2 separate regions of the Homo sapiens genome follow, and region 2 is linked to region 1. A link is a loop called in an ENCODE intact Hi-C map of the cell type or tissue named here. Cell type or tissue: IMR-90. All regions are shown on one strand. Links, peaks and the distances in the headings refer to the core of each region. The heading gives the core; the rest is flanking DNA. Region 1 overlaps RBM28 (RNA binding motif protein 28). Region 2 overlaps LOC124901744 (a long non-coding RNA gene).

Region 1 (10,810 bases), core at 932-8,931:
CTTGAAGTCAGGAGTTCGAGACCAGCCTGGCCAACATGGTGAAACCCTGTCTCTACTAAAAAAATACAAAAATTAGCCGGGTATGGTGGTGTGCACCTGTAGTCCCAGCTACTCAGGAGGCTGAGGCAAGAGAATCACTTGAACCCAGAAGGTGGAGGTTGCAGTGAACTGAGATTGTGCCACTGCACTCCAAACTGAGCGACACAGCAAGACTCCATCTCAAACAGAAAAACAAACAAAACTGGTAGCTTCAGAATCACCTCTGAAACAATGGCTAACAGTAATAAACAATTCTATTATCTGGGGAACAAAGTTGCCTTGAACAATAACCAGATCCCAGATTTTCCAACCTAGGGCCACTGCATTAACCACCAGAATGGCTCGTCTGTTGGTAATCCTCTTGGTATATACCACAAAGACTACAAATGTTTGCTGTATATGCAAGGGAACTTTGCTGTGCAATATCAATGAGAGCTCTAAGAATGACAGAGTCAAGAATAATCTGGCCCTGTATGTCCTGGGGGAAGATGGGTAAGAGAATGAGTACTGACTGCGTGCTGACCATGCAGTATGCTAGACGATGGACATGTATTATCTCATTTAGTCCTCAGCAATCATGTGAGGCAGATGTTGTCCACCCCATTTTACAAACTGAAGTTCAGAGCGGTAATAACTGCCAAGGAACATGCAGCAAAAAGGGCAGAGCCAGAGTATGAGCATGAGTACACGTATTCCTAAAGTCCCTGCTCCACCTTCTATACCACACCAGATTAAAAACAGTACTAAAACTATCAGGCTTCACACTTCTGGAGCCAACTAATAAAAGAAAATATGGAAGAGATAACTGAAATCTACAGGTAATGGGAAACCTTAACCTCAACCATTAATTTTGGCACGTACTATCACCAAACACTGTAAAAAACGGCTGACTGGAAATAACATTGGTCTGCTTCCTCTCTCCTTCCTTTCCCTTCTGCTGTAGAGCTATCAGACATGGGCCAGCAGATAAGAAGATGGCCTGGAGAGGCTTAGGGAACTGGGAGTAAAGGGAACTAGGAGCAAAAAAACCTAACTGAGGGGAGAACTACTCTAAGAGAGCAGAAGCACAAATTGAACAAAATAGAAGAGTTTATGTCCTTAAAAATATGGACCATTTAATTTCTGTACCAAGCTGCGCTGGATCCTTAATTCCTTCATTTTAAGTTTTCTTCGATCTTCTAAAGAGAACTCCACTATTGGTCTCTGTCAGAGGGAGACAGAATGCCATTCATTAGACTTCTTAATCTGTGCATGCAATGAGCTGAGTTTTTCCCCTTCACACATCCTCCCCCAACCCACCTTTTTTTTGTCCACTTGCCACTGTTTCCCACCCCTCAAATGTCAGAGGACACTAGGCATAAAGGAGAAGGCTGGTTTCCTGCAAGTGGTCCTAAGGGAACAAGTCTCCCCAGAGGACAAGGCCTACCTTCAGAGGCCCAAAGATTTCTGGATTGTTGTTGATGAGGCGGAGGGCTTTCAGGGCATGCTCGTGCTCTTGGAACTCCGCAAAGGCGTAGCCCAGGGACTGACCCTTCATGTTCCCATGAACTCCTTTGAGGTCTCGCATCACTCTACACTATGAGTAGAGCAAGAAAAAAATCAGTAATTACAGAATGAGAAGACTTGCCTGACATGAACTGCTTTAATAGAGTCAATAAGAAATCAGGCTATTGGGTGGGCATGGTGGTTCATGCCTGTAATCCTAGCACCTTGGGAGGCCGAGACAGGAGGATTGCTTGAGGCCAGGAGTTTGAGACCAGCCTAGGCAACATGGCAAAACCTTGTCTCTACAAAAAATACAAAAAATTAGCCAGTGTGGTGGCACCTCAGCTACTCAAGAGGCTGAAGCAGGAGGATCACCTGAGCCCGGGGAGGTTGAAGTTACAGTGAGCCATGATGGCACCACTGCACTCCAGCCTGGGCAACAGAGTGAGACCCTGTCTCAAAAAAAAAAAAAAAAAATCAGGTTATTGAAACATAATCTTCATTTATACCACCATCACAAAAATCACACTGGAATAACACTTATGTGTGTCCATCTTATTAGAATTTACCTACTAAGACCATCAAACAGATTAAAATTGTATTTTCTTGCTTTCTACTAGCTTATAGACATCAACAGAGACCTAAAAAAAAGCACATAAACAAAACTTCCTAAAGAAAATTTATAAAGCGGTATGGATGTTAAAAAACAAACACAATACAAACACAACTGTTTGCGATACATACAAATTGAGAGGTACATGGTATTTTAAGCGTGTAACAAGTTGCTGCCGAGGATGGAGTACTGTCCACAGATCTTACAACTGAAAAAAGCCCTCAGGAAGGAAATTATTGAAGAAGGAAAGGAGGAAGGCCTGATGGCTTTAGATAAGAAAGACATTTCAAGCATAGGAAAAAGTCTCTCCAACATACAGGGTCAGAAATATAGGAAGAAGTTTCAGCTCTCTTTGCTTGCAGCTCAGATCCTCTCTAGTGTGGTTTTCCCTTAAATCCTTAAGCCAGATGTAGTAAACATCTGGGGCACCAAAGTATGGTAGGATTTTTCGAGAAAACTGATCATTTACATGCCATTACTACCAAAGCTGTCGTTCTCATGTAATGGAAACAGCTAAGTATTGGGGATGCATGGATGCCGCATTTAGTTTATGTCCAGTGTCCACTCTGTGCCTAGAACTGTCATACACTGTAAGGGAATCAAGAGAAGCATATAATGAAGATCCTGTTCTCAAGATGCTTACCATCTTACTGAGACACTATACATACAAATAGGAAAGAATTAAGAGGAAAATTCAACATAATGCAAAATATTCTAGAATAAACATAAATTTCTCTAAATTATGACAGGTGTTAAATATGTAGGCACTAAGTATTCGGATGATAGGAGAAATTACACAACTGTCCCTCCCCTATAACCAGTAACACTGAGCAGTTTTACTAACTGTGGTGTCAGATATGTGCTGATATATTCACATTCTCTCAAGTAATCTCCCAAATACCAATCCATACATTTTGAAGAGGTTTTCAGGGATTAGGAAAACAGTTTATGGTAGCGAAACAGAGTAAAGCAGGCCCAAAATATTGGCAATGGTACTTTTAAAATAAATATTGACTAAGAGATGACTATGTACCAGGTACTACACCAAGGATTGGGGATAATGAGATAACGCTTGCCTCAAAAACTCAGTCTAGTGGGGAGAAGTGACTGACAGACAGTTTGAGGCCAGGGTAATAGTAACCAGTATGACAGAGATATGCAAGGCCAGGCCCAGTGGTTCACTGTTATAATTCCAGCACTGTGGGAGGCCGAAGCAGGGGAATCATCTGAGCTCAGGAATTTGCGACCAGCCTGGGCAACATGACAAAACCCTGTCTCTACCAAAAACAAGAAATTAGTCAAGCATGGGCTGGGCGAGGTGGCTCACGCCTGTAATCCCAGCACTTTGGGAGGCCGAGGCAGGCGGATCACTTGAGGTCAAGAGATCGAGACCATCTTGGCAACATGGTGAAACCCCGTCTCCACTAAAAATACAAAAATCAGCTGGGCGTGGTGGTGCATGCCTGTAGTCCCAGCTACTCGGGAAGCTGAGGCAAGAGAATCGCTTGAACCCGGGAGGCGGAGGTTGCGTTGAGCCGAGATCATGCCACTGCACTCCAGCTTAACGACAGAGTGAGACTCCGTCTCAAAAAAAAAAAAAAAAAAAAGAAAGAAAGAAAGAAATTAGCCAGGCATGGTGGTGTGTAACTATAGGCCCAACTACTTGGGAGGCTGAGGTGGGAGGATTGCTTGAGCTTGGGGGGGGGGGGGGTGGCGGTTTGCAGTGACCCGAGATGGTGCCACTGCACTCCAGCCAAAGACAGAGCAAGACCACATCTAAAAAAAAAAAAAGAAAGGAAGAAAAGAAAAAAAAGAAAAGAGAAATACGCAAAGGGGAATGTGGAGGCAGAAAAGTTCTGTACTCACACAGAGTCTAACCAAGTTGGTGTGAACCCAGTGTTTTTCTAATTCAACTGCTGAACATCTACATGGCTTCCTGTGTTGACCACAAGGCATAGGGGACTCTGAACACAGGGTAAGAATCTAACTAGGAGTAAAATACTCTTCCAAAAAGCAAAGCAGATTATTTTCTCTGCAAGAAAATTCACATGATAGCACAAAGTATAATGCTAAGCACACAACAGGCATTTAATAAATGCTTGCTAAATTAATTCATGCAGACAGAGATTTCCTTGCATTCTGCTGTAATTCAGTCAGATGTAAAAGACAATTCTTAGAAGAAAAAGAACAAAACCAAGAAACTGCTAAACTCAGCTATGCATGCTGACAACATGTCCAGAAGAAAGTCTGTTGATGGCCCGGCACAGTGGCTCACGCCTGTAATCCTAGCACTTTGGGAGGCCGAGGTGGGCAGATCACTTGAGGTCAGGAGTTCGAGACCAGCCTGGCTAACATGGTGCAATCCCTTCTCTACTAAAAATACAAAAATTAGCCAGGCGTGGTGGCGCACGCCTATAGTCCCAGCTATTCAGGGGGCTGAGGCAGGAGAACTGCTTGAGCCCAGGAGGAGGAGGTTGCAGTGAGTCAAGATTGCACCGCTGCACTACAGCCTGGGCAACAGAGTGAGACTTCGTCTCAAAACAAACAAACAAAATCTGGCACCACAGCCTGAGGGAAATGCTTGATCTGACCCAAGATCAGAATGAAAGCTCCAAAATGGTCAGGGCCACGTCTCACCTCCTTGATGCGCACCCCTTTCTCTCCACTAGTAGCACTCAGCAGCAGCTTTCTGAGCTGTTTGTCATCTACAGCCTTTGGGAGATTGTGCAGGCAGAGCCTGGTTCGGGAGACAAAGATATTCTGGTCCTTGAGTTTCTGATGCTTCAGCAGCTCAAACTGAAAGAACAACCAATGGTTAACAGTACAACCCACTCTTTTTAAGAGGTAGGCTCATAATTCTCCAAAAGGAAAGAATTATGATCCTCATCCCATAACCACACATATAGAAAACGGATGGAAACTGCCCACACCGCAGCTTTACAATGCCTAGTATAGGGAAAGAAAAGTCCAAGGGAACAAGATGGTGGGTGGGTAATAGTAAAATCATAGGCTCTGGAGACCCATCCCTAACTGGAGAAATTACATAAAATTTTAAAGCCACAATTTTTCATCTATAAAACGAAACAGTAGATCAAGGTCTCTGAGCACTGAGGTGAGGCCAAAATGAGATAATATAAGGCTGGGCAGGGTGGCTCATGCCTGTAATCCGAGCACTTTGGGAGGCCAGGGCAGGCAGATCACCCGAGGTCAGGAGTTCAAGATCAGCCTGGCCAACATGGTGAAACCCTGTCTCTACTAAAAATACAAAAATTAGCCAGGCATAGTAGTGCATGCCTGTAATCCCAGCTACTCGGGAGGCTGAAGCAGGAGAATCGCTTGAACCTGGGAGCCGGAGGTTGTGGTGAGCCAGGATCGTGCCATTGCACTCCAGCCTGGGCAGCAAGAGTGAAATTCGGTCAAAAAAAAAAAAAAATTCCCTAGCTCAAAATGTAGCTCAGAACAAACAACAAATAATACTGTGATTAATATCTATGCCCAGTCCTCATCTACCCACCAGCTCAACTGATTATCTAATCCTTCCAAAAGGAAATGGAAGTTATTCAAAGAATACTTGACAGAATGCTGTGTTGTCTCAACTCTGCCACCCTGAGGCAAAGGAGTATCAATGACCACAGAACCATATTTTGCTCTTAGAGCAATACCCTCAACTATGCTGCCACAAAACCCCAGTTCCTGCGTGATCTGTGTCTAAAATGAAATGAAAGATGACATTCTTCTCCCAATTAGTTTTTTTTAAACCAAGTTGGTAGAAAAAAGTTTTCAATTAAAAGTTTTTCTTTTGTCAAGTCTTCTCAGTCCTGCTGCTTCTTGTTTGGTAAAAGTACCAACAGATCACAAAATAAACAAATCCCTTGGAAAACGACTATTAAAGGAACATCTGAAAAGGCTATCATGTTTAAGTTCAACAGACTATTTTTCTGTCAGGAAAAGCTGTGCCTGCTGTGAATTTATAATGCATACCTATCATTGAATGAGCTTTTTGCTAACAAAATTAGTTTTAAATTAAATATGTCATTATTGCACTGTGATCAGACAAGGGTATATAGTGCCCTTATAAAATTGAGGCTTTAAAATTTTCTGTAATTTCTCCAGTTAAGGATGGGTCTCCAGAGCCTATGATTTCTAGGTGTTCACTACCACAAAAGTTGAAAACACTAGTGCAGAATCTGTGCCCACTGAAAAAAAGACGCACTGCCTCCTGCTGTCATTACACTCTCACCCCTGTTCCTCATCTGCATGTTAAGGTTCCATAGCTAATTCTGTTCACAGTTATGCATCTTTACCCTTCTAGGCTGGCTTGGCTTTTTGAAAGTAAGTTATATGGGAAAAAGTAAAAATTACTGGGAACATTACCAAGCAGCAAAGGAATATGAGTTATCGGTTAACATCGGAAACATCCATAAAATGGAGTTTTTCTAAAATGATTTTATAATCTGGAGATTATAACTCCTCCCAACTGACAGCTACCCCTTTCAAGAGCCATATCTTCTCCCTTCTCTAATAACTCCAGCTCATTCTGATCTTCCTCTTTTACATTATTCTGTGTTTATACTGACACCTAATTACATGTAGCAATAGCCTCTGACTGTCTACTGCATGATGTAGCAGCATGTGTTCAGCAAACATTTACTGCCAAGCACTAGGGAAACAAATAATAAGACACAGTTCTTTTATACCAGCATACAAAACAGATAGAATACTATGTATGATGTTGGGTTACTTGCTATTTCACCTATGTGCTTTTCTCCCTAACAGGGCAATAAGTATGGTCTGTGACCATACTGGGCTCTTTGATGAGCACATCTAGCATTCGATAACTATTTTTGATTGATTTATAGGCCACGCAGAACGTGAAGGTCAATGCCTAATCTACTCACCCGTTCTCTTTTGGCCATATCAGCAGCACTCACACCCTCTGCAGCCTTCGTCCCAGCACGAATCACTGCAGAAAGAGGGAAAAAGGCCAAGACATCAACAAGGGAATTTTCACTGAGCAACAAGAGGAATGTGATTTGAATGATGCAAACTCTTTGTACAGGGCCCAGAGGACTATCTTGGCCAGGACACGGTGGCATTTGGTTAGGTCCAGAAATAGGCTACAGGGCTAAGTTCTGGGCTCAGAGCTGCTCTCAAGGACTAAAACTCTAAACATTTTGTGATTTTATTCCTCTTCTCCTTCTCTCCCCTCAAAGAATCTTCACGTACATGCCCAAAGTCAGAAAGAAAGGCCTAGAAGAAGTATGGAACATAAGTACATTTTGGGCATTTAGAATGCACAATGTTCCACCTATAATCTGCCCTTGGAACTTAACTTTGCTGTTCCTTATATACTTGAGGTCCATTACTAAACAGTGAGATAAGCCAGCCGAAAACAGTTATGTTGCCATAGAAGGCTGGTGTCGAAGGCTAAAGGACATTACTAGTACAGGCTGTGAAGCTATGGAGGAGGTGAGCTGATAAATGCTGTGTGACCTAGAAGAATTTTTTTAAAAATTTAAAGCTAATTTTTTTGTCTTTCTGACACTAAAGGAAAGTATTGGGTGCACATTTTAAATCCATGAATAATCCAAAAGAGTAATTTTAGTCATAATGAAAACCTCTTATTAGAAATGATGACAAGAAGCAAAGGTATTTTGAGTTCTTCCTCCCCCTTTGCCTTGCCAATCCTCTATTGAAAAAGACTAAAGGCAACCAGGCAGAAAAGATAATGGGACAGTTAATCCACAAAAACGAGTGAAGGTTTACTAATAGAGAGCCACATTTATTAAAGTGGAATGATCATATAACACTGTTAAAGAGAACATTTGGGTTTTTAATTTGAAACATGCTTCCAGGCATACTATTGCTTGATCAATGATTATGGCACAGGGCCAGGTACTTAGAAGTGTGGGTTACATCTCCCTACTCACAGCCTTCTCGGGCCAGATAGAGATTCCGGGTGCCAGTCGGCTTCTTCACCTTCGTCGTCTGAAGCTTTGCAGCCTCATCACGGGTCACCGCCAAGTCAACCTTGAGCTGCCGGCCATCCAGTTTAAGCCCACCAGCCTGTAACAGATCACAACCCTTTCTTAAAACACATAATGGCCGGGCACAGTGGCTCACACCTGTAAACCGAGCACTTTGGGAGGCTGAGGCAGGTGGATCACCTGAGGTCAGGAGTTCAAGGCCAGCCTGGCCAACATGGTGAAACCTCGTCTCTACTAAAAATACAAAAATTAGCCGGGCATGGTGGTGTGCGCCTGTAATCCTACTCAGGAGGCTGAGGCAGGAGAATGGCATGAACCTGGGAGACGGAGCTTGCAGTGAGCGGACATCGCGCAACTACACTCCAGCCTGGGAGACAGAGCGAGACTCCACCTCAAAAAAAATAAAATAAAATAAAAAAATAACAAAACAAAACAACACATAATGAGTAGAAACTAGAAACTAAGCACCTGACAAGAACACCACAGAAAGGGATACAGCAAACATCAATTACGCTATGGAAGCCAAGCCCTACGACGTTTCAGCTCAGCTAGCTACAAATGGATCACTGGGCCTCACAATATTTAGTATAGCTGTGCAAAAGGCCACATGTGTATTTCAGGCAGTCAGCAGTAAAGAATTTATTTTCTGGGAGTTGATTAGTCCCAAAGTAGACCCAAACTGAGGAAAATTATCTGTAACCAGGCAAATGTCTAGTATTGTAAAGTAAGCTAGTGAAATAGTAGAGTACTTACTCAAGAGGACTTAAGAAATAACAGCAATATTAGATAACATTATACTCGACTATAGAACAAATGGAGTAATTCTCCATCACCCACACACATTCTCTCTCAAACATCTACTCTACTTCACAGACGACCTTAATACCTCATCCTAGTCTTTCATGTTATCAGTCTAGGATAGAGGCTGACACAGACAGCAAGCAACAAATATCAGATACGTTATTATCCCCTTTTCCTCACCTATGAAGTAGAGATCATAATTCTGCCTACCTCAAAGGGCTGATGTAATGATTAAGATAATGCATGTAAAGTTCAGTGCCTAACACAAAGTGCTAAATAAGTGTTAGTTTTATTATTACTGACAAGAAAAATAATAATAAAGCTTTGTATAAATACCAGATGTTGCCCCTAAGAGCCAAACTGCCTCCTGTGTTATAAGGTAAAGGAAATATCTTCCTTACCTCATTCTCTGGAGAAGCAGCTAGAAGGCATTTCTGAGCTGCTTCTTGAGTCATGAACTGGGCAAATGCACAACCTGCACAAGGAGACACAATTCAGTGAGATCCCAAACTCCCACAGATAAACCAAAGACAACATTGCAAATGGCAACAGCCTGACACAGAGTGGAAGGGATAGGTGGCATCCATTTATTAAGTACAGCCATGTAGCCGGGTGCAGTGGCTCACACCTGTAATCCCGGCACTTTGGGAGGCCGATGCGGGCAGATCATGAGGTCAAGAGATCAAGACCATCCTGGCCAACACAGTGAAACCCCGTCGCTACTAAAAATACAAAAAATTAGCCAGGCGTGGTGGCGGGCACCTGTAGTCCCAGTTACTTGGGAGGCTGAGGCAGGAGAATGGCGTAAACCTGGGAGGCGGAGTTGCAGCGAGCCAAGATAGTGCCACTGCACTCCAGCCTGGGCAACAGAGCAAGACTCCGTCTCAAAAAAAAAAAAAAAAAAAAGTACAGCCATGTACTTGCATAAGGACGTTTTGGTCAGTGACAGACTGCATATACAACAGTGGTCCCAGAAGATTACAATGGATCTGCCCTATACAGTTGTACCATTTTTTATCTTTTATACTGCATTTTACTATACCTTTTCTATGTTTAGAAATACTTAGATACACATATACTTACCATTATGTTACAACTGCCTACAACATTCAGTATAACAACATGCTGTGCTGTACAGGTTTGTAGCCTAGGAGCACATATGACCTATGTGTGTAGTAGGCCATACCACCTAGGTTTGTATAAGTACACTATGACATTCACACAATGACAAAATCACCAAATAATGAACTTTGCAGAATGTATCCCCATCATTAAGTGACGCATATTGCACTATGACACAGGCACTATGTTAGGTACCAAATAATCAAGACAAAGATACCACTGCTCTTAATGAAATTTTATTATTACTTCCTTCATCTGTTCTAATTCTTCTTAGAACTTTAGTCTCATGATCTCTCTTAATAAGAAATATCCATGTGAAGGCTGGGTGTGGTGGCTTACACTTGTAATCCCAGCTCTTTAGGAGACCAAGGCAGGAAGATCGCTTAAGCCCAAGAGTTAGAGCCTAAGCAACATGACAAAACCCTGTCTCTACGAAAGAAAAAAAAAAATTGGCTGGGTGTGGTGGTGCATGCCTATAGTCCCAGCTACCGAGAAAGCTGAGGTGGGAGGATGACCTGACCTCGGGAGGTCAAGGCTGCAGTAAGCCATGATCACTGCACTACAGCCAGGGTGACAGAGCGAGACCTTGTCTCAAAAAAAAGAAAGAAAAGAAAAGAAAAGAAATATCCACATGAAATGGTAGAGAAATTCCAGCCTAACACTTAATTCAGCATCACTTATGAAGTACCTATTAGAGGACTAAAAAATAAAGCAGGAACCACTTAACCCTGAACTTAATTACAGATCTCACTGTCACACAGTC
Region 2 (10,810 bases), core at 968-8,967, 110 kb before region 1:
GCACCTTGGCAAGGTGTCCCCTCTCCCAGGAGGCTGAGACCAGGATCTGATCCAAGCTGGGCCACCTGGAGAGAGTGGCCTGAACTAGTCTCCATCATGCTCTGGGCCTGGGTTTCTGCATTTGTAAAATGAGAGGAATGTGCTGGATCAGATACAATCTCCTCTCCCACCAGGCCCACCCCACACTCGGCAGGAAAGCAAGGACTGGGGCCCCAACAGCTGTCCTTGAGAGTGGGAGCCGCTGAGGGCACAGGAAGGAGTTTTGGGGGCGGCAGGCAGGGAAGCAAGCAGGATGGGAACGCCAGGCTCTCAGGGGAAGGAACCAGATAAATCATCAGCAAGGAAAACCTATAGGTTTCCCCAAAGTACAATTTGAATAGAAATGTCAAATGCACCTGGAGTTATTACACCCTGTAATCCTAATGACATATAATCCTATACACCAACAGGATAATATCACGAGTGTGTGTGGCAACACTGCCGCATGTTAATCCTGCCTGCCTCCTGGGATGATCTTTCTCATCCCAGCAGAGCCTACAGAGCCTCCTTTGTTCTTCCCAGAAGTGGCCTCATCGGGCTGGACCTGGGGGAGGTGACCAAGGAAGTGAAAATCAAAGAGCCCAAGGAATGAAGCTGGCATGGCGCTAGTCAGGGGATGGACAGGTGTGGTTTGGTGCTTTCATTTTTTGCCTAATCTGGATGCATCCTAAGTCCCCTGGAAGTTGCCAGCCCCACATCAGCATCTGTGTTGAGGACCCTCTTCTCTCCCCGCCTACCCCCGCCCCTAACCCTTTCCTTCTCTCTCATTCTTCCTTTCCTGTATCCTTCCCTTTCTTCCCCAGCATCTATGCTCTGTTCTGCCAGGAGCACTCTCGGAGATATGGTTCGTCCTCTTGAGAGGGAAAGCCTCCTGGGACTCGCGTGCACCCGTCCTGTCCAGCTGCGCTCCTTAGTTGCGGGCCCTGGAGCCAGGGAAGGTGGGAGTGGACTTTCGCCTGAGGCAGCAGCTGCGTGGTTAGTGGTCTGTGGCCAGGGGGGCATTTCAAGGTAGGGCACAGAACTTCCAGGCCAGTGCACCAGCCCAAAATAGAGCCCTGGTTGGCTTTATCTACCGTGTAGCCTGTGCTGGTCCCCATGACATAAGCTTCTTTTGCTGTGAGACAGGAAATCTCTTTCTAGGCTCCTGGGGAGATGAGATTTTTCAGGTCAAAGTCTCAGAGTCATTCACACAATCCAGGAATCTCTTCCCAAACTCCATACTCCTATGCTCGGCCCTCCAAGGCAGTGATTCTCGAAGTAGGAACCACTTCAAGACCAGCAGCTCAGCACTACCAGGGATCTTATTAGAAATGCAAATTCTGCCAGGTGCGATAGCTCACACCAGTAATCCCAGCACTTCGGGAGGCCGAGGGGGCAGATCACTTGAGGTCAGGAGTTTGAAACCAGCCTGGCCAACATGGTGAAATCCTGTCTCTACGAAAAGTACAAAAATTAGCTGGGCATGATGGCGCATACCTGGAGTCCCAGCTACTCAGGAGGCTGAGGCAGGAGAATCGCTTCAACCCAGGAAGCGGAGGTTGCAGTGAGCTGAGGTTGCACCACTGCACTCCAGCCAGGACGACAGAGCAAGACTCCATCTCAAAAACAAAAACAAAAAAAAAAAAAACAGAAATGCAAATTCTTAGATCCCAGTGCCAAGGGTGGCTGGAGACAGTTTGTAACATCTCAGGAGAACCAATTGCACATGTCTCTTTCCTAACTCCACATTTAGTGACCATCACACTGGGGGCTTGAAATCAACCACGGTGAGAGTGTTTACACTGTGGAACATTACAAATCAGTGCTCATTTTTCTTTCTGAAAGCCCATTGTTAAACAGTTTCCAGCACACCACTGGACCCTACCCAGACCTACTGAACCAGAGCCCTGAAGGTGGAACCCCACAATCTGTGTTTCAATAAGCTTTCCAGGTGATTCTGATGCACATTCAAGTTTGAGAATCACTGTTCCCATGGGCCAGCTCTAGTGGTATCATAAGAAAGAAAGGAATGTGGGGGTGCCCAAGGAGTAGGATTTCACAAGGAAACTTTGGAAAAGGTAAAGAAAGAAGAGAGAAAGTAAACTAGGCCCTGGGGCCTTCCTCCAGGCAAAGAGGCAACCAGGCACTTGGCAGGAAATACCCCTGGACGGAGATGAGACCTGCAGCCCCAGGGAATGGAAGGAGGAAAGAGAATCTGGTGAGTAGGTGGGATGCAGCCAACGTCAAATAGTCATTTTTCCACGTATCCAGATGAGGGAGATGGCGTCAATTACTCTAAGTCATGAGATCGGAAGGGCACAGGATAATTGGCTGGAAAAATGCTCCTTTGGGTGCATATTTCTGTAACAAAGAAAAACACATTTATGAGCATTTGTTTTGTTTGTTTGAGGCAGGGTCTCACTCAGTCACCCAGGCTGGAGTGCAGTGGCACGATCATGGCTCACAGCAGCCTCAAACTCCTGGGCTCAAGCAATCCTCCTGCCTCAGCCTTCCCAGTAGCTGGGGCTACAGGTGCACACCACCATGCCTGGCTAAGTTTTGTATTTTTGGTAAAGACAAGGTCTCACTATCTTGACCAGGCTGGTTTTGAATTCCTGGGCTAAAAGGATTCTCCCACCTCAGCCTCTCAAAGTGCTTGGATTACACGTGTGAGCCACCATGCCTAGCCATGAGCATTTCACTGAAGATAGAAGGAAGAGAAATCCTACGAAGTGTTTTTCAGGGAAGGGATGAAAATGGAAAATCCTAGCAAATGCTCATTACTACTCATGTAAATGTGTGCAAAATGCCACTGGAATTTTCTTTCCTTTTTTCCGTTGTGAAATATTTCAAACATATAGAAAAAGACAAGGAGTAATATAACAAAAGCCTTGTACCTACCACCAGAAATAGCAAGTGCTACCATTTTGCCACATTTATGTCAGATCATTTTTTAAAAGAAATGAGACAGCCCAGGCACAGTGGCTCATGCCTGTAATCCTAGCACCTTGGGAGGCCGAGGTGGGAGGATTGCTTGAGCCTAGGAGTTTAAGACCAACCTGGGCAGCATAGCAAGACCCCATCTCTACAAAAAACAAAAAATTAATGGGGTATGGTTGTTCGTGCCTGTTTCAGCTACTCAGGAGGCTGAAGTGGAAGGACTGCTTGAGACTGGGAAGTTGAGGCTGCAGTGAGCCATGATCACGCTGCTACACTCCAGCCTAGGCAACAAAGTGAGACCCTGTCAAAAAAAAAAAGGAAAAGAGGAAAGAAGAAATAGAGAAAGAGAGAAGAAAGGAGAAAGAAAGAAAGAAAGTAAGAAAGAAAGAAAAAAGGAAGAAAAAGAGGAAGAAAGGAAGAAAAAAAGAAAAAAGGAAGAAAAAGAAGAAGAAAGGAAGAAAAAAAGAAAGAAAGAAAGAAAAAAGAAAGAAGGAAGGAAGGAAGAGAGAGAGAGAAAGAAAGAAAAAACCTTACAGACACAGTTGAAGTCTTTGTGCCCCTTTTCCTTCCTCCAACTGTCCTGAAGTTGGTAGGTATTCTCACACTGGTGCTCATACTTTACCATATATGTATTACTCGTAAATTACACCTAGCATTGCTTTGAGTGCTTCTTAATTTATGTAAGTGATGTCACACTAAACCCACCATTCTGGAACCTACTTTTTTTTCAGCTAAATTGTGTTTCCAAGATCGGTCCATGTTGATGCATGATACATTCATTTTTACTGCTGAATAACATGAAACTGTACAAAGATACCACAATCCATCCACTCACCTACTAATAGACATTTGTTTCCAGTTTTTCACCATCACAAATGATTCTGCAGTGGACATCCTTGAACATGCTTCTGTAGAGTAGACCCCTACAAGTGGTGTTGCTGGGCCGCAGGGAAGATGCGTTCCAGTTATTAGACATGCTGTCAATTTACTCGCTAGCTTGGCTGAGCCAGTTCACGCTTGTGCCAGCAGCAGACAAAACAACTGAAAATGTTATTTATTCAGTGTGCTCTTGGATTGGGCTCTCTTCTGAATGCAAAACCAATTATAAGGATTTTCTCTAGTTCGTTCCCGACCTTTGTTCTCCAATTCTACTTTCCCTTAAAGTCTTAAATTCTTTAGCCATAAATTCTTCTACAACTAGGGTTTTCCAGAATCTGACCTAGTGGCCAAGAAGAAATGACTGGTATGTGTGTTACAGGATGGAGTCGGGTATGTGTGTGTATGTGTGTGTGTGTCTGTGTTTGTAGCTTTGTACCAAAGCCAACAAGAAAGAACTGGAAGGACAAGACTTTCCATAGCATCTTTTAAATGATGCATCAAACCCAGGAAAGAGGGGTAACCAGTGTGACCCAGAATCCACTCTCAAGCTATAGGTCCTTTCCTCCCCCTCTTATTTGTTGGGGGTCAAGGGGGAGTTGTCCCAGGACATTACTCTGTGGCTCCATCTTCCCTGCTCCCCAAACCCACCAGACTCCAGACACTTCTCTAAGCTGTGTAAACCTAGGGGTGAGGGAAAGAGGTACTCTGTGCAGAGGAGGGGCAGCCCCATGTGTTCATCTGGGGTAAAGGGCTGACTTTTGGCCCCAGGCCTAAGAGCTCTCTGTCCATGCCAAAGATTCCTCCTGCATCTGGGCCTGTGGGGTTGGGAGAGCTGCCAAAATCCTAGACTGGGCAGTGACAGTGGAGAGCCTATATCTTGGCCACTGAGCCGATTCCTCAGCCCCAGGACCATACAGAAGTTGTCTGGAATTCCTTCCCTCACAGGCCCTGAAGCAGGAGCCTCCAAGGCCTCTGAAGTTGACTTGAGAAAAGGGGATGGGGGGATAAGGAGGGGGATAGGGATTCAAGGGACCACCACAAAGTTGCCTAGCTCAAACCAAAGACATTTCAAGAGGCAGGAACCTGAAGTGAATGAAAAAGCACAATTCACAGTTAAGCGAGAGTAGGGAGGGCCCTGACCCAAAGACTATTTTTGTGTTTTTTGTTTGTTTTTTAGGGTTTTTTTGAGATAGGGTCTCACTCTGTCACCCAGGCTGGAGTGCAGTGGTGCAATCACAGCTCACTGCAGCCTCCACTTCCGAGGCTCAAGCAATCCTCCTGCCTCAGCCTCCCCATAGCAGGGACCACAGGCACACACCACCACACCCGGCTAATTTTTAAATTTTTTTGTAGAGAAGGGATCTTGCTATGTTGCCCAGGCTGGTTCAAACTCCTGGGCTCAAGCAATCCTCCTGCCTTGGCCTCCCAAAGTGCTGGGATTACAGGAGTGAGCCACTACTCCTTTCTTTCTTTCCAACAGAAAGACTATTTTTGGATGGGATTTCTCCCCCAGCAAACACTTGAAGTGTGACCTACAGGAGTTGTTTGTTTGGAGGGGGGCATTTGTCCTTTATCAAAAAGATGAAACCTGGTTGGGTGTGAGTTTCTTGCCTGTAATCCCAGCACTCTGGGAGGCTGAGGCAGGAGGACTGCTTGAGGCCAGGAGTTTAAGACCAGCCTGGGCAACATAGGGAGACCCTGTATCAACAACAACAAAAAATTAAAAATTAGCCAAGCATGGTGGTGCACACCTGTAGTCCCAGCTACTCAGGAGGCTGAAGTGGGAGGATCTCTTGAGCCCAGGAGAACGAGGCTGCAGTGAGCCATGATCACACCACTGCACTTCAGCCTGGGCAAGAGAGTGAGACCGTATCCCAAAAAGGAAAACGATAAAGCATGAACATCTTGGCGTCCTTGTTCCACAGACTCCTTTTGGCCCAGAACAGTCTGCCCTTTGGGCAGCAGGTGGCTTGCTTCAGCCTGGAGGCCAGGAGGCCTACTCAGGCGCCCAGGGCGATTCACCAAGGGACCTCACCTCTGAGCCCCGCCTACCACCCAATGAGGACGCGCGGACATGACGTCACTGCATCCTGTTGCCCAGCCCAGACCAGGAGAATGGGACAAGCTGGAGAAAAGAGCCAGTGGAAGTGCCAGATGCCAAGAGAGAAGTTGGGGGAAAAAATGGTGGAGGGCAAATGAGTCAGCAGCAAGTTTAAGCAATGAACCATTGCATCACGGGGTGTTTCTCAAATTCTTGTCTACTTTTAGAAAAAGTACGCAATGACATTCAGTGGGCATCTTGATTCTGAAATAGCTAAAGAAAATGTTAAAAATGCAGTGGGTGAAGATGTGCCCACATTAACCTCTTTTCTAAAACAACAGTTGACAATTGTGCTACATGTCCTTAAGCAAATCTTTTAGCCTGCCTGTTCCTTAGTTTCCTCATCTGTGACATGAGGGGAATGTATGAAAAATATCTCTGGAGATTCCTTCCAGTCTAACATTCTGTGGTTTGATGATTGATACTATGCTCACATTCTTAATACTCAGGCTGTGTCTACACAGTGCCAAGACAACTAGCTAATTCAGTGAGTATGGACAAAATGTTCTTCCAATCAATTCTTTGGCACGCTGTAGACAAATTGGCACTTCTTTTCATTTTACAACTGGTTGCTCCGGCTTCTTCTTGACCAGTGCTTCTTCAATGGTGGTATCCTGACATGCTGTATGCCTGGAGCACTTAGGAGGTGTGTCCTAGGCAGTTGGCTATGGATAATGAACTGTTGAGGTTCTCAAATCGTTGATGACTTTTTTTTAATCAATTAGAACAGATTCAATATGGTCCTATAGTAATGCCCCTGCTGCTTAGTTGCAATCCGATATGCCTCCCTGAAAGGAAGAAGTGGTGGAATTACAGCTGCCGGACAGAGACTGCCTGTAGCCCTGACCCTGTTGGATGCCCATGGGAGGGTGTCATGTGTTGTGCATGTGAATGTCATTTATCATCTGCAACACAGCACTTGAGAATGACTGATGGAAACCCCTGAGACATGGTCGGACATCAAGGCACTGGAGACTCAGGCCCTGGAGAAATCTGAGCCAGCATCCTATGACGCAGGTGCAAACCAGGAAGAGTACAGAATGGAGGGCCTGTTCATTATGCCTGTCTCTTGGTCCAAAATGAATGATTTCACCATAATCTGTTCATAGCTGGGGAAGGAAAGGGGGCGTGAAATAGCGTTTATTAATCATGTAGGGGCCAAGCCCAGTGCCAGACACTCGTGGCAGGTTTTAGTGTTGCTCGCCATGTACTTTTTATTCTCAGCTGTCCAGGGGGATTACACTTCCTCCCTCTTGTGGTTTGGAAGAGTAATGTAAAATTCTGGCCAATGGGTTGTGGGTAGAAGTGACATGTACCAACTGAATGCCAGGGCATTTCGCTGATAGTTTTAGACCCTCCAGAGCTCCCTCTCCCTCTAGCATGGGAACTGGCAACAGTCTGGTGGCTCTTCCATCACCAGCTGGAATCCTGGAATACTAGGAAACCGAGCTCCGAGAAGAGACATGAGGCGTGTGTATCATGCATTGCACGTGAGGATGGAGTAAAACTTTGTTGTTGTAAGCCACCAAGATTTTCAGGCTGCCTATAACTGCAGCACAACCTAATTTTGTGCTGTCTGATGCCATGTTTTATATAACATGGTAGTGTAGTAGAAAAATGTGAGCCTTAGAGTTTAAAATGCTGGGCACGATGTCTCACGCCTGTAATCCCAGAATTTTGGGAGGCCAAGGTGGGAGGATGGTTTGAGCCTGGGAGTTCGAGACCAGCCTGGGCAACATAGTGAGACTCCATTTTATTTTACTTTTTAAAAAAATAAAATAACAATTTAAAAAATAGAGATTAAAAGACATGAGCTAAAACCTAAACACTCACTGACTGTGAGCAAATCTGTTAGCTTCTTTGAGTCTCAGTTTCTTCATCTATAAAATGGCACGATGTTTTTATTAGGTTCGGAAATAATATTTAAAAATATCTAGCACAGGATTTGGCACATAGTAGATGCTCAGTTACAATGATTATAATTTCATGTATTCCTCAAAATAATACTATGAGTAAAGAGAGGGTATGGGTGTAAGAGAAAGGATAGTCATTACTGATGTTTCAAATGCCGTCATACACTATGGAGAACACTGACCAGGGACCCCAAGGGTAGGGGAAGGTTTGAAGTCATCTGTGTCCACCCTCCCCTGAACTCAGAGAAGTCCTAGAAGGGAGAGAAGGCCTGAAGACACCATTTACAATTTAGCCTTTCCACTGCCAGAGGAAAAGCAGATTCTACTTATGGTAGTGACTATTGACACCTTCAGCATATAAAATAAGAATATAGCAGTGGAGTGAGTTAGTGTCCCTGTTAGTTTCACTGAAGCTTGTTATCCTAGCAAAGCGCCAGCCAAGGTCTTTCCCAAAGGCGCAATGAACTAAACTCTTCTCTGAAATCAGCTTATTAGTATTATCATGACCACTTCAGCTAGCTCACCCAGGACCTGGGAATGAGCTGGAGAGTGAACTACAGAGGAAGGGAGAGAAAGAGAATATCCTCAAGGCAGCAGGGGATTGAGGGGTCCTTTGTCTCCTCCTGCTTCCCAGCAAGTCTTGCCTGATGGAGGAACAAGAGCAGTCAGAGGACGGGGTGGGGAAATTCCAATTCTGTGTGTCCTTCCTTCACCATGCCAGCTGCTCTGGAAACCTCCAGTTCCAGGTCAGATGCCTGCTGCAGTTCCCACTTATATTTAATTTGGTAGAGTATATCTCCTCCAATCCCAGTTTTCTCCAAGGTCTGCTCCCAGATCATCGTTTGCCTCTTAAATACCACATCCTAGCCATGAACTTGGAATTCTGAACATTCAATGGCCTGCCCCCTTGGAACGCCTCAATTCTGCCTCTGGGATGAAAGTTCCTTGCACGTTTTCACACACATGGAGTGCAGAGAGTCACTGAGGACCCAAGGAGAACTTGAACATCACCTTGACCACCTGTCATCAGCAGGAAGTCAGGCTGGAAGCACTTGTTGAAGCCCCCACAACCTTTGGTGAATGAAAAATAGAGATGTTCCATTCCAGACAAAGCACTGCATGCTTGGGCAGCTGTTCCACCTGCCACCAATCCAACCCGGATTTGCTCTTCACTGACTTTTCACTTTTCCACGCAGACCAAGACCCCATGAAAATGCCCATGGCCAGTGGGGTGACTGATTTCCAGCAAATGTGTGGTCCTTCTAAATTGGGGAGGTTTACCAGAAGCATGTATTAGATGAACATGGATTTGTGACCTGTGCTCAGGTCCCTGTTAGTTTCACTGAAGCTTGTTATCCTAGGAAAGCACCAGCCGAGGTCTTTCCCAAAGGTGCAATGAACTAAACTCTTCTCTGAAATCAGCTTATTAGTATTATCATGACCACTTCAGCTAGCTCACCCGGGACCTGGGAATGAGCTGGAGAGTGAACTACAGAGGAAGGGAGAGAAAGAGAATATCCTCGAGGCAGCAGGGGATTGAGGGGTCCTTTGTCTCCTCCTGCTTCCCAGCACAGCTTTAAACCCTGTGCTCAGGGTTTAAAGCATGGCGAGAATGGAAACCGGATGGTGAGATTGAGTCCTGGTGGGGCTAGTTGACTTCATTTTGATCAAGATCACAGATTTTACCCCTGACCCAGATTAAAATCTATAAAATGGGCTTTTGTGACCATGAGAGACACAAGCAGTGACGTGCAGGAGCAGACTTATAGTGGCTTGTGAGAGCCAGGTGTAAAATATTCTGGAGCTTTGTAAGCCAATTTTTAAAATCATTAGTAGCTTGAAATCTATCGTGGTGCAAGTATTTATACCATGGAAATTGGTAAACCCCTACAAATCGGGGTTTCTCTTCCTCCTTCCCTCCTCCTCCTTCTTTGTGAGAGCTAGTTTACCAAGGCATGTGTGTCTTCTCGCAAAACCATTCTTTCATTGGAAAAACTATTCCAGATATGGGATCAGGGGAACAGTTTTGTATATGGGAAGAACATAGCTCTCTGGAATCACAGACAGCTTTGAGGACTCAAAAAAAAAAATCAACAACCAACTTTTAACATTGATAGAAACTTTGATTAGATAGGGAGTTGTGGCTTCAGTGACTGTGCTGAGATTTTAAATTTAAAAGATCTTGCTGAAGTGAAAATTACATGTAAATGTTGGGTTGTATAGCACTGTAGGAGTCTGTAAAAAGAGCTGTAGTAATGTTCTGTAAAAAGTCTTTATTGAATTCTCAGTAGAGCAGTGGTCTGTCGTTGATGTGGCTTCCAGGGAGGGAGCATCTGGCCCCCAATCCTTGCAGAGAGGGGCTGACACCCGGATTGCTGCTGACTGTGCCCACTGCTGTGGGGGCTGCTGCAGGAGGGAAAAAGAGCTTTGAATAATCTGTTACGAGCTCAACCGTGTCCCCTAAAATTCATACATTGAATTCCTAATCACCAATGTAACTGTGTTTGGAGATAGGATCTTTAAGGAGGTGATTAAGGTTAAATGAGGTGGGGCACCAATCCAATCTGACTGATGTCCCTATCAAAGAGGAAATGTGGACACACAGAGACACACTGGGGATGAGCATGCATAGAGAAAAGGCCACATGAGGACACAATGAGAAGGTTATGTCTGCAAGCCAAAGAGAGAGGCCTCACCAGAAACTAAGTCTGTGGGCACCTTGATCTTGGATTCTCAGCCCCAAAACTGTGAGGATGTAAATTTCTGTTGTTTAAGCCAGCTCATCTGTGGTATTCTGCTATGGCCGTCCTAGCTGGCTAATACCATCTGCAATCCAGATTGCTTATTTCTGTTCTTATCTGTTGATTGATCAGTTTTACAGGGTAATTGACCTTCCTCCACAATTCTTCAGGCTCTCCTAACCCTGCCTGAGATTCTCAATGTGCCTAGTCACCCAACT

Evidence for each region. A loop is a pair of places that touch in the nucleus more often than their neighbours do. Peaks named below come from ENCODE experiments on the same cell type or tissue, not always from the same donor. Only the 100,000 strongest peaks of a DNase experiment are listed, where the experiment ranks them.
Region 2: it touches region 1 in a loop (13-fold over the local background); 10 of 110 quality-filtered maps call a loop at or near these places.

What each region holds. Positions count from the first base shown.
Region 1 is chr7:128,316,492-128,327,301 of GRCh38, forward strand. RBM28 (RNA binding motif protein 28) reads right to left here. Exons shown (of 19, transcript NM_018077.3): 11 at 9,327-9,400; 12 at 8,068-8,203; 13 at 7,036-7,100; 14 at 4,775-4,933; 15 at 1,466-1,615; 16 at 1,168-1,242. Among named protein-coding and RNA genes, the nearest start is that of RBM28, 22 kb to the right of the region's middle. RefSeq lists an enhancer at 3,035-3,536. In IMR-90, for the core only: a CTCF peak has its summit at 5,754 (motif pointing left); a DNase peak (open chromatin) is centred at 7,130.
Region 2 is chr7:128,211,284-128,222,093 of GRCh38, forward strand. The region is part of intron 1 of LOC124901744 (a long non-coding RNA gene); the gene reads left to right. Among named protein-coding and RNA genes, the nearest start is that of MIR129-1, 8.8 kb to the left of the region's middle. In IMR-90, for the core only: a CTCF peak has its summit at 7,207 (motif pointing left); a DNase peak (open chromatin) is centred at 4,218; H3K27ac peaks cover 653 bases; H3K27me3 peaks cover 1,463 bases.